Regions from separate parts of the Homo sapiens genome. Here region 1 is linked to region 2. Evidence: read pairs that join two places in POLR2A ChIA-PET (ENCODE). Cell type or tissue: OCI-LY7. All regions are shown on one strand. Each heading gives the region's core, and the rest is flanking DNA. Links, peaks and the distances in the headings are about the cores only.

The links. ChIA-PET counts read pairs that join two places held together with the same protein. Peaks named below come from ENCODE experiments on the same cell type or tissue, not always from the same donor. Only the 100,000 strongest peaks of a DNase experiment are listed, where the experiment ranks them.
Region 1: POLR2A ChIA-PET joins it to region 2 with 5 read pairs; 4 of 35 experiments call an interaction of 5 or more read pairs at or near these places.

What each region holds. Positions count from the first base shown.
Region 1 is chr12:57,477,848-57,482,235 of GRCh38, forward strand. ARHGAP9 (Rho GTPase activating protein 9) reads right to left here and starts at 2,019. Exons shown (of 18, transcript NM_032496.4): 1 at 1,883-2,019; 2 at 1,244-1,577; 3 at 693-910. The coding sequence starts at 1,559. RefSeq lists enhancers at 1-192, 553-602, 2,123-2,172, 2,343-2,432. In OCI-LY7, for the core only: a CTCF peak has its summit at 1,386 (motif pointing left); DNase peaks (open chromatin) are centred at 284, 1,414, 1,784, 2,104 and 1 weaker place; H3K4me3 peaks cover 2,481 bases; H3K27ac peaks cover 3,451 bases.
Region 2 is chr12:57,284,620-57,289,007 of GRCh38, forward strand. The region is part of intron 12 of R3HDM2 (R3H domain containing 2); the gene reads right to left. Among named protein-coding and RNA genes, the nearest start is that of STAC3, 36 kb to the left of the region's middle. In OCI-LY7, for the core only: no CTCF peak of the experiment used is centred there; no DNase peak of the experiment used is centred there.

The sequences.
Region 1 (4,388 bases), core at 248-4,247, 190 kb after region 2:
TTAAAAATTCTCTCTCTCACAGTTTTCTTTGCTCTTCTCCTCACTTCCTGTTGCCAACTTCCCGCCTCCCCCACCCCACCCCCACCTCAGGGCCACAGGAAAGGGGAACAGGCTTTTTGTGGGGTGGGGGGAATGTTGAAGGGGGTGCCCCACCCTCACATCCTGCAAGGTAAAAGAAGACAGAGAAGGGTCTACAGAAGGGAAGAGGAGCCCCTTTCCACCCACGGTTAAGAAAGAGAGGGAAGGGCTGGGCAAGTCACATCTCTAGAGGAGACCTGCTGTAGCCTATCAGGCAAGCAGAACACAGAAAAACCCTGCCCTGGGCTAGGAGTCTGGAGGAAGGAAGAGCACAGGGCTGGCCTTTCAGTGCCTCCACTGCGCCCTGTGCCCTGTCCCCTCAGGGCCTTTGGTACCTACTGTCCCTTCTCACCTCCTACCCAGTTTGCCTCTCGGCTGCCTCTTTCTCCTCCTTGCTCAGAGTCAACTGAATGCCGTGACCTCACAGATGTCTCCCCGCACCACCTCAGCCACTCTCCACCACATTAACTTGCCTTTAGACTTATCAGTAGTACCAAGCGTTATCTTATTTATTTGTTTTTGTGTTTGTCATCCCCAGGGGAGTCCCCTGAAGACAGAGGTGCTGTCTGTCCTGTGCCTAGAACAGGGCCCAGCTCAGAAGAGCTGTGACTCACTGTGCTGGCACTGGCTTCTGACGGCAAGTCTTCCTGGGAGAGGGATCTTCCGCTTGGTCCTTCCTGGAAAGGCTTCAGAAGGCTGGGGCTCAGATTGTCAGTGCTGACGCTCCTACACATTTTGCGGGGAAGTGGAGGAGGCTGCTCCGAGCTAGCCTGAGCCCTGCTTGGGAGGGCCTGAGACAACTCCTCCAGGGAACCATGAAACAACTTCGGCCCTGGAAACAGAAAAGGGGAGGGTGGGTGGCAGGTGATCAGAGGTGTTGTTGTAACTGGGTCCCTCATCTTGGGAACTCACAGGGAAGACAAGAAGGGCAGAGGGAGGATGTGGAAAATGGCATGAGACCTAGAAGCCTTAGGACTAGGAGGACAGGCAGTGGGATGAGGATGCCATGGCGGGGGCAAGAGGTAGGCTGATCAAAGAAAAACAAGAGAAGATGGTTAGCAGAAGCTTGAGGGAGGGGGACCTCCCCAAAATTCCCAGAAGCCAGGGAGGTAGGAAGGTGATGGGAGGTAGGAAGGTGAAGGGAGAGGGCTTAGCGCTTACTCACCAGGAGTCCAGAGCAATTGGCCGGGGATGACGGTAGTTGGACTCTGGGAAGGGATGGATTCCTCTATCATATAGGCTGCTGGGACGAAGATGGGTCGAGAGGTGGAGGGAGCTTCTAGGCGTCTTGCCAACCACCAGTCGGAGTTGGTCTTTCGAAGCAGTAGGAACCTATCCCCTTCAGCCAGAGACACCTGCTGGCCATCTGCCCCAGTATAAGTAAAGGCATAGAGGGCACAGAGCTGGGATCCCCGAGGAGGGCTTCGGGGGCCCAGCCCTAGGATCCCCCAGGAACTTGGCCACCACCGGCTGGATAGCATTGTAGCCAGCACTGTCACCTGTGAGAAAAAGGGACACTGGAGACCCAGAAGGGAATAGGCCTGGCTGTCTCCAGGTAGACAGACATGGTTCTAGGAGCAGTGTTGCAGGGAGGTGAGGACGGGAGCCCTTGAGTTGGGGGAGAGGGTAGAGCAAACAGCCTGGTGAGGATCGGTGACAGGTTTTGGGGGCTGAGAACTCCTGGTGGTGTCTGGTGAGGAAGTATGTAAGTAACATGAGAGAGGATGTGGTCAGCAGGGCTGCATGGCCAGCAAGGCAGGAAATTAGAGGAGATGACCTAGGCCAGTAGTTTTCCTCCAAGTACCTTGTGGGGCCCATCAGAAGATTCAGGAGCAGGAGTTGGTCCTGGGTAGTGGTGGGAGTCTTGAGGTGGACACAGGAAGGAGATAAGAAGAAAGAATCAGGTTCAAGACAGAAACAGGGAGACACAAGGTTAATGACAAAGACAAAAATGTGTGTTATTCTTTATTAAATTTATGCAAGCATCAATGTTTCCGTTACCAGTCACCTCAGACCATAGCTGCGTGCTTCCTGTGCAGACTCAGAGAGACATGGTGACAGAGAAACAGAAAGCCAAATAAATACCAAGACCAAATCAGAGAGAAAGACAAAGTGGGAGAAACACAGAGGGATTCAGAGTTGAAATATCACCACCCTCCCAATCCAGGACACGATTTTGGGAGCTGAGAAGCCTTGATACTGTCCTGTACACACAAGCCTCTTGAGGCAGGAGCTACTTTAGTGTGTGGGTTCATTCATGCTTTTTTTTTTTTGAGACGAAGTCTCGTTCTTGTCCCCCAGGCTGGAGTGTGATGGCGAGATCTCGGGTCACTGCAACTTCCGCCCCCCGGGTTCAAGTGATTCTCCTGTCTCAGTCCCCCGAGTAGCTGGGATTACAGGTGCCTGTCACCACACCTGGCTAGTTTTTTTATTTTTAGTAGAGACAGGGTTTCACCATGTTGGCCAGGCTGGTCTAGAACTCCTGACCTCAGGTGATTCACCCGCCTCAGCCTCCCAAAGTGCTGGGATTACAGGTGTGAGCCACTGCGCCCGGCCTCATTTATGCTTTTATCAAGGATTGATTGAGTGCCTCCTGCGTGCAAGGAGCAGTGTCAGGCACTGGAGATGAGAGAAGGGAATGAGCCCTTTTGGAGCTTAAGGAGAGACAGACCTTAACTAATGACACAATAAACTTAATAATTACAATTGAATCAGGAACAATGGACAAGTAATGCAAGACGCTATGACAGGTAGATAGGGGACTGATGCCAGCTTCTCCTTGGTGGAAGGTGGGAAGTGACCTTCCCTGGATTACCAGCACTTTAAAACCCACACTTCTGCTTCTGCCTTACCTGGCCACTCCTCTTTTCCTCTTCTCTCAGCTTCTCCACTGCACAATGTGAGGCTTTCTGTTTGGGTTTGGAGAGGTGGGTTAAGGAGCGAATGACCCTCCCCACTGGTGATATCAGAGAGCCAGCTCTCTTCCCCTGAGGGCTGGGTGGCTAGTACTGGGCTTCTGCCTCAGTGATCTTCCTAGTTTACTTCACTTCAACACATGGAGAATCCTACCCCTCAACTCTTCCTTCCCACTTCCAAAATAGTGACTAATTTCACCCATTTATTCACTTATTTATTCATTTGGTGTTCAGTGCTTGAATCCACCCTTTTTTTGCCTTCTCTGAAACTCTCTCTCCTATACTTTAGCTTGTTTTTGTTAGCTTCGTCGCATTCACTTTTAAACATATCCAAGTCTCTCCCATCTTTAGACAAACCTCCCCTTACTGGGCTTTCCAGGTACCACCATATATATGTCTCTCTCTCTTTCTTCTTCTCTTTTTTTTTTGAGACAGAGTCTTGCACTGTTGCCTGGGCTGGAGTGCGGTGGCACAATCTCTGCTCACTGCAACCTCCGCTTTCCAGGTTTAAGTGATTCTCCTGCCTCAGCCTCCTAAGTAGCTGGGATTAGAGGCGCCTGCCACTATGCCCGCTATTTTTTTTTGTATTTTTAGTACAGACAGGGTTTCACTATGTTGGCCAGGCTGGTCTCGAACTCCTGACCTCGTGATCTGCCCACCTCAGCCTCCCAAAGTGCTGGGATTACAGGCGTAAGCCACCGAGTCCAGCCTCTCTCTTTCTTTTTACAGTCGAACTTCTTGAGTTGCCTACACTGTAGAGGGGATCTCCATTTCCTGTCCCCTCACTCCGCCACCTTTTCAAAGTCACTCCTCAATAGAGTCACCCCCGACCTTGCCTGAGCATCCTGCAGTCCTTATGCAATCCTTATGTTGCTTGACATCTCAGTAGCAGGCAACACAATTGACCTTTCTCTCCTACAAACACTCTGCTGGTATCCCTCTTACCTTTCTGGCAGTTCCTTGTCTGTGGCATGAGAAATGACCTTCCTCTGCCTGTTCCTTAAACCACAGAAGCCTATCTGAGATCCTGTGCCCTGTGCTTTCTGCATACCCTCCCTGGGTGGTCTTATTCTCTCCCCAGCTCAAATGATTTCCATGTGCTGCTAAGGACTGTATCTCAAGTCCAGATCTTTCTCTGGGGCTCCCATCTAATCCACTGTCCACCAGAAAATCCACTTGAGTATTTCACAGGTACGACAAACTCAGTATGAACCAAACTGAACTTATCACAAACCTGTTTCTCTCCCAATACCACTATTTAGTTTAATATGAAATCAATAAATATTGGCCTGGTACAGTAGCTCACACCTATAATCCCAGCACTTTGGGAGGCCAAGGCAGAATATCACTTGAGCCTAGGAGCTTGAGGTGCAACATAGTGAGATCCTGCCTCTA
Region 2 (4,388 bases), core at 201-4,200:
AAAACTCAGTTTGATAGTCTAGGATTGATCCAACCTGTTTTGTGGAAATTCCATGTTACTGTCTGCGAACAATTGGTTTCAGGATCTCTAAGGGCTAAAGTCTTCAGCAAATATGCTCTTGGGACTCAGGATGGCGAAGAGCAGGGGGGTTGACTGTGCCTAGTTGCCTTCATATTCATAATCCTATCTCCCTAAGCAAAACTATTAAGGAAAGGGGTTCTCCCTCTCTTATTTGGCTCTGTAAACAGCAGGGTTATCTTGATGTTATAATCACTGTCTATGATTATTAACAGCTGTATGCCTCAAGATAGCCAGGTTGGCCTGAAAACCCTGTCTTGTTGAGCTCTCACTGCTTCTTAATCATTAAGCAACCAAGAACCAGCAATTTTTCTTTCATACCCCACATCCCCAACAACTAATGACCTAAGGAAACCAAATGACAACAATTACAAAGATTTTGGTAGGTATACCGAGGAATAATTAAGCAAAAAATCATTGTAGTTTGGGCTCCCTTCTTTTTACCACCATCCCATCAAAAGCAAATAGGAAACCCCATTCCAATCCCACTGGTTCCAAAGGCACTAGGCTCAGAGTTATTTTAATAGAGAAAGGCATTTTTCTTAAGGGCATTAATATTAAAGAAAACACCTTTCTTTATTAGAATACCTACTCCAAAGGCACTGTAGGAAAAATGGGCAAAATACATGCTAGGGTCCTTCTTTTAGGTTTTAGTCAAGCCAATCACGATGAGCTAAGAATACACTGGCACAACTGGTTAGGAACATGCTAATTCTTCTCTGCAACCCCAAGACTGAGAGAGAGAGAGAGTGTGTGTGTGTGTGTGTGTGTGTGTGTAAGCACTTAAATGCTTCTATGTAGTTAGTGAATTAAAAAATATTCCTGTTTCTCCAAAGCTTTACCCCTTTCCTTTGGAATGCCAAAAGTAGAATGGGAAACAAGAAAGAAGTATAAGTTAGGTACTCTCCAGGAACAGAACCAGACCTGAAGTGAGAGACAACAGCTACATCTCAATGGACAAAGGCAAGTACACTAAGAGGAGTCAATAAAAATGAGTGTGTTTGTGGGGTAAGGGGATACAGCAGTGGCAATAGATGAGGCTGCTCATTAGACATTAGAGCTTGAATTTTGCAAGACAAGTCCTAAAGGCCTTTTCCACTGAAAAGGAAATCCTGCCATTTATTTTCTCTTGCTACTAGAGGTAGACAGTGAACAAGGCAACTTTAAACCAAATACCTTGAAAAGCTAGGGCCAAAATGGCAGCACTTCTATACTAATCCAGTTTCCCCAAGACAGTGATGACCAAACACTCAAAATGTAGACTGCCTGATGATCTGACTAACCTGGGTTAGTACACTACTCCCCTAAGACTTGGAGAATCTAAGTTGAGTCTTGGCAGGAAAAAGATCAATTTTCCCTCTCTACAAATAAAAATAATTAGGGAATGCTACCCAGATTCAATTTTGAGCACTGGATCGGGTTGTGTGTATGTTGGAGAGATGGAGGTAAAGGACAAAGAGCAGTCACACCTCATATTCATGTAAAATCAGAGCTGATTAGTTTTTACAAGCAGATTTAGTGCTGGTGAAAAGTCCAGCTTGTTGGGTCTGGGGAATGGGTAGAGATGCCTGTGGAAGAGGTGGCAATAAACATCAGTAAGGCCTCACTGTGGCTTATTTGTCAATGGAGCAGACTCTTCCAAAGAACTGGGGAGCTGCCATAGTTATTGTCAATGTGGATGATGGAGTTTGGTTTACAGGTATTTGTTTCACAAACATAAACTGGGCCAGAAAGGTGTAAGGCAATTAGAGAAGATCAGCTTCTAATCATTAGCGTTTTGGACTAGTATCCAAGTAGAGGAAGAAGTTATTCCCTTAAGTGCCCACGATGCTGCATTTTAGATGACCTACATCTTCAATCAAAGCTCAGTTGGAAAACCAGTAGCTTAAAAGGTCTGGTGAGGGCCAGGCGCGGTGGCTCACGCCTGTAATATGAGGACTTTGGGAGGCTGAGGTGGGTGGATCACCTGAGGTCAGGAGTTTGAGACCAGCCTCAACATGGAGAAACCCCGTCTCTACTAAAAACACAAAATTAGCCAGGTGTGGTGGTGCATGCCTGTAATCCCAGCTACTCGGGAGGCTGAGGCAGGAGAATTGCTTGAACCTGGGAGGCGGAGGTTGCGGTGAGCCGAGATCATGCCATTGCACTCCAGCCTGGGCAACAAGAGCGAAACTCCATCTCAGGGAAATAAAAAAAAAAGGTCTGGAGAGGAAAGGGCTGCACCTACTCAGTAGATCCTTCAAGCTATTATCTGCACAGTTTGATGTAGTCTGATGGTCCATAGCCCTAATAAGAGCATCATTCTAACCAGTGAATCTGGATTAGGGCTCCAAATGTAACACTACTAAGAGAGGAAGGGGTGACATCTGTAGAGAGCTGGTGTGGTGTAGCGAAGAGGACACTAAACTAAGAATCAGCTCCATTTTTGCTTCTATTAGCCATGTAAACTTGGGCTAGCCACTTAAATCTCTCTGCTTTTGTTTTCTTACATGTAATCCAGCTGACCAAATTAGGATGTTGAGAGAACTGAATCAGATAAAGTATACTCTGGTGACTGTAAAGCACTGTGCATTAATTCACACATAGGAGTTGGTTTAAAACTCCTATTTCTTACAGTTATCCTGGGATGATCTATGACCCCGAAGTGTAGACTGTGGAACAGGAATCCTGATTTTTTGTTTTTTGTTTTTAATGCAGGGGACTCTATCTATCTCTACTACCACCAACAATGCAAGGTCCTCTCTGCCTGGGGTTTTCAGATGAACCACAGGGCAGGACAGCCTAAGAAAAAAAGACTTGAGAGAGATGGAAAATCCTCTACCCCAAGAATGGGAAATCTCACTACCCCAATTTCCACAAGGTTTGGCTAGCTTTAGAAAGGACAACAGGGAAAGGACAACTACAGTAGTAGGAGTGAGATCTCAAATCCAAGTTAGTCAGACAGTCCTTATCAAGTGTAGTAGTCAATAAGAGAGAAACCCTTTGGAAAGGGGGTTAGAGCTGAATTCTAGTGTTAAATACTCAGGTTCTCAGTATTTTCTAGTTTTTCTATTGGTAAATTGGGAAGAATATACTTAAAATGAGTTGGTAACAGAATAGACACTATTCTCTTACCACTGCCTTGTATTATCCTCTGGGGTAGGATTGAGAGACTGAAATGAAAGGGAGGGTCTTATACCTGCTTTGTGGGGAAATGGAGGACACTGGGAACTGGGGAAGTTAATACAACAGGTTGCACCAGCATTCAGAGTAAGTAATGAACAATCGTATGAAGGACACACTTTAAGTCCATTCTAAGGCAGAGAGGTCCCTTAGGTCTTTTTTTTTTTTTTTTTTGAGACAGAGTCTTGCTCTGTTGCTCAGGCCGGATGGAGTGCAGTGGCGTGATCTCAGCTCACTGCAACCTCCGCCTCCTGGGTTCAAGCAATTCTCTGCCTCAGCCTCCCGAGAGGCACCCACCACCACGCCTGGCTAATTTTTGTATTTTTAGTAGAGACAAGGTTTCACCATCTTGGCCAGGCTGGTCTTGAACTCCTGACCTCGTGATCCACCCACCTCGGCCTCCCAATGTGCTGGGATTACAGGCGTGAGTCACCGCGCCTGGCCAGGTCCTTTCTGAGGTCATCTTACACATTACATTGCCTCAAGAGAAAACTACATACATAAAGGTGTCCGTATATGTCTCTCTCTCTCTCTCTCTATATATATATATGTATTATTTTTTCTTAAAGATATCTTTAAGAAAAAATATTCCTATGCTGGGTCAGGAATAATGTCTACACATCTTTTCCATAGATTCAGAAAAGGTTAGCCAGAAGACACCCATTCTTTTACCTTATCATAAATATGTTTGAATCTTTCAAAAATGCCCAATTCCAGCTAATTTCTGGGAGGAAGCTGTACCTATCCCAGACACACCTATTTGGTCCCCTTCACCACCTGTTTAGGACTCGAAATGAAATCAGCAACAATAAAAATAAAGTCATTGACCAGGAGCCATTTTTTTAAATGGGGAAAAATATCCAATGTTGCAAAAACCACAAATTTAATTATTCCACAAGCAGCCATGCATGGAGCAAACCCACTCTGCTGAAAAGATTACAGCAAAACAAAATAAAATTAAAAATAAAAAGGAGAGATATAGATCACACAGAGGTACCTAAAAATCTGCCTTCTCTTGTGAGAGCTAGAAGAAAAGGCTTCTTTGGAGAGTCTGTTGGTTAACATCAAAGAAAAGCATCATTACAGGATTATATTAACCTCACTGGCAAAGCTCAATGAGAAGCAGGGAACATGCTAAGTGGTACTAA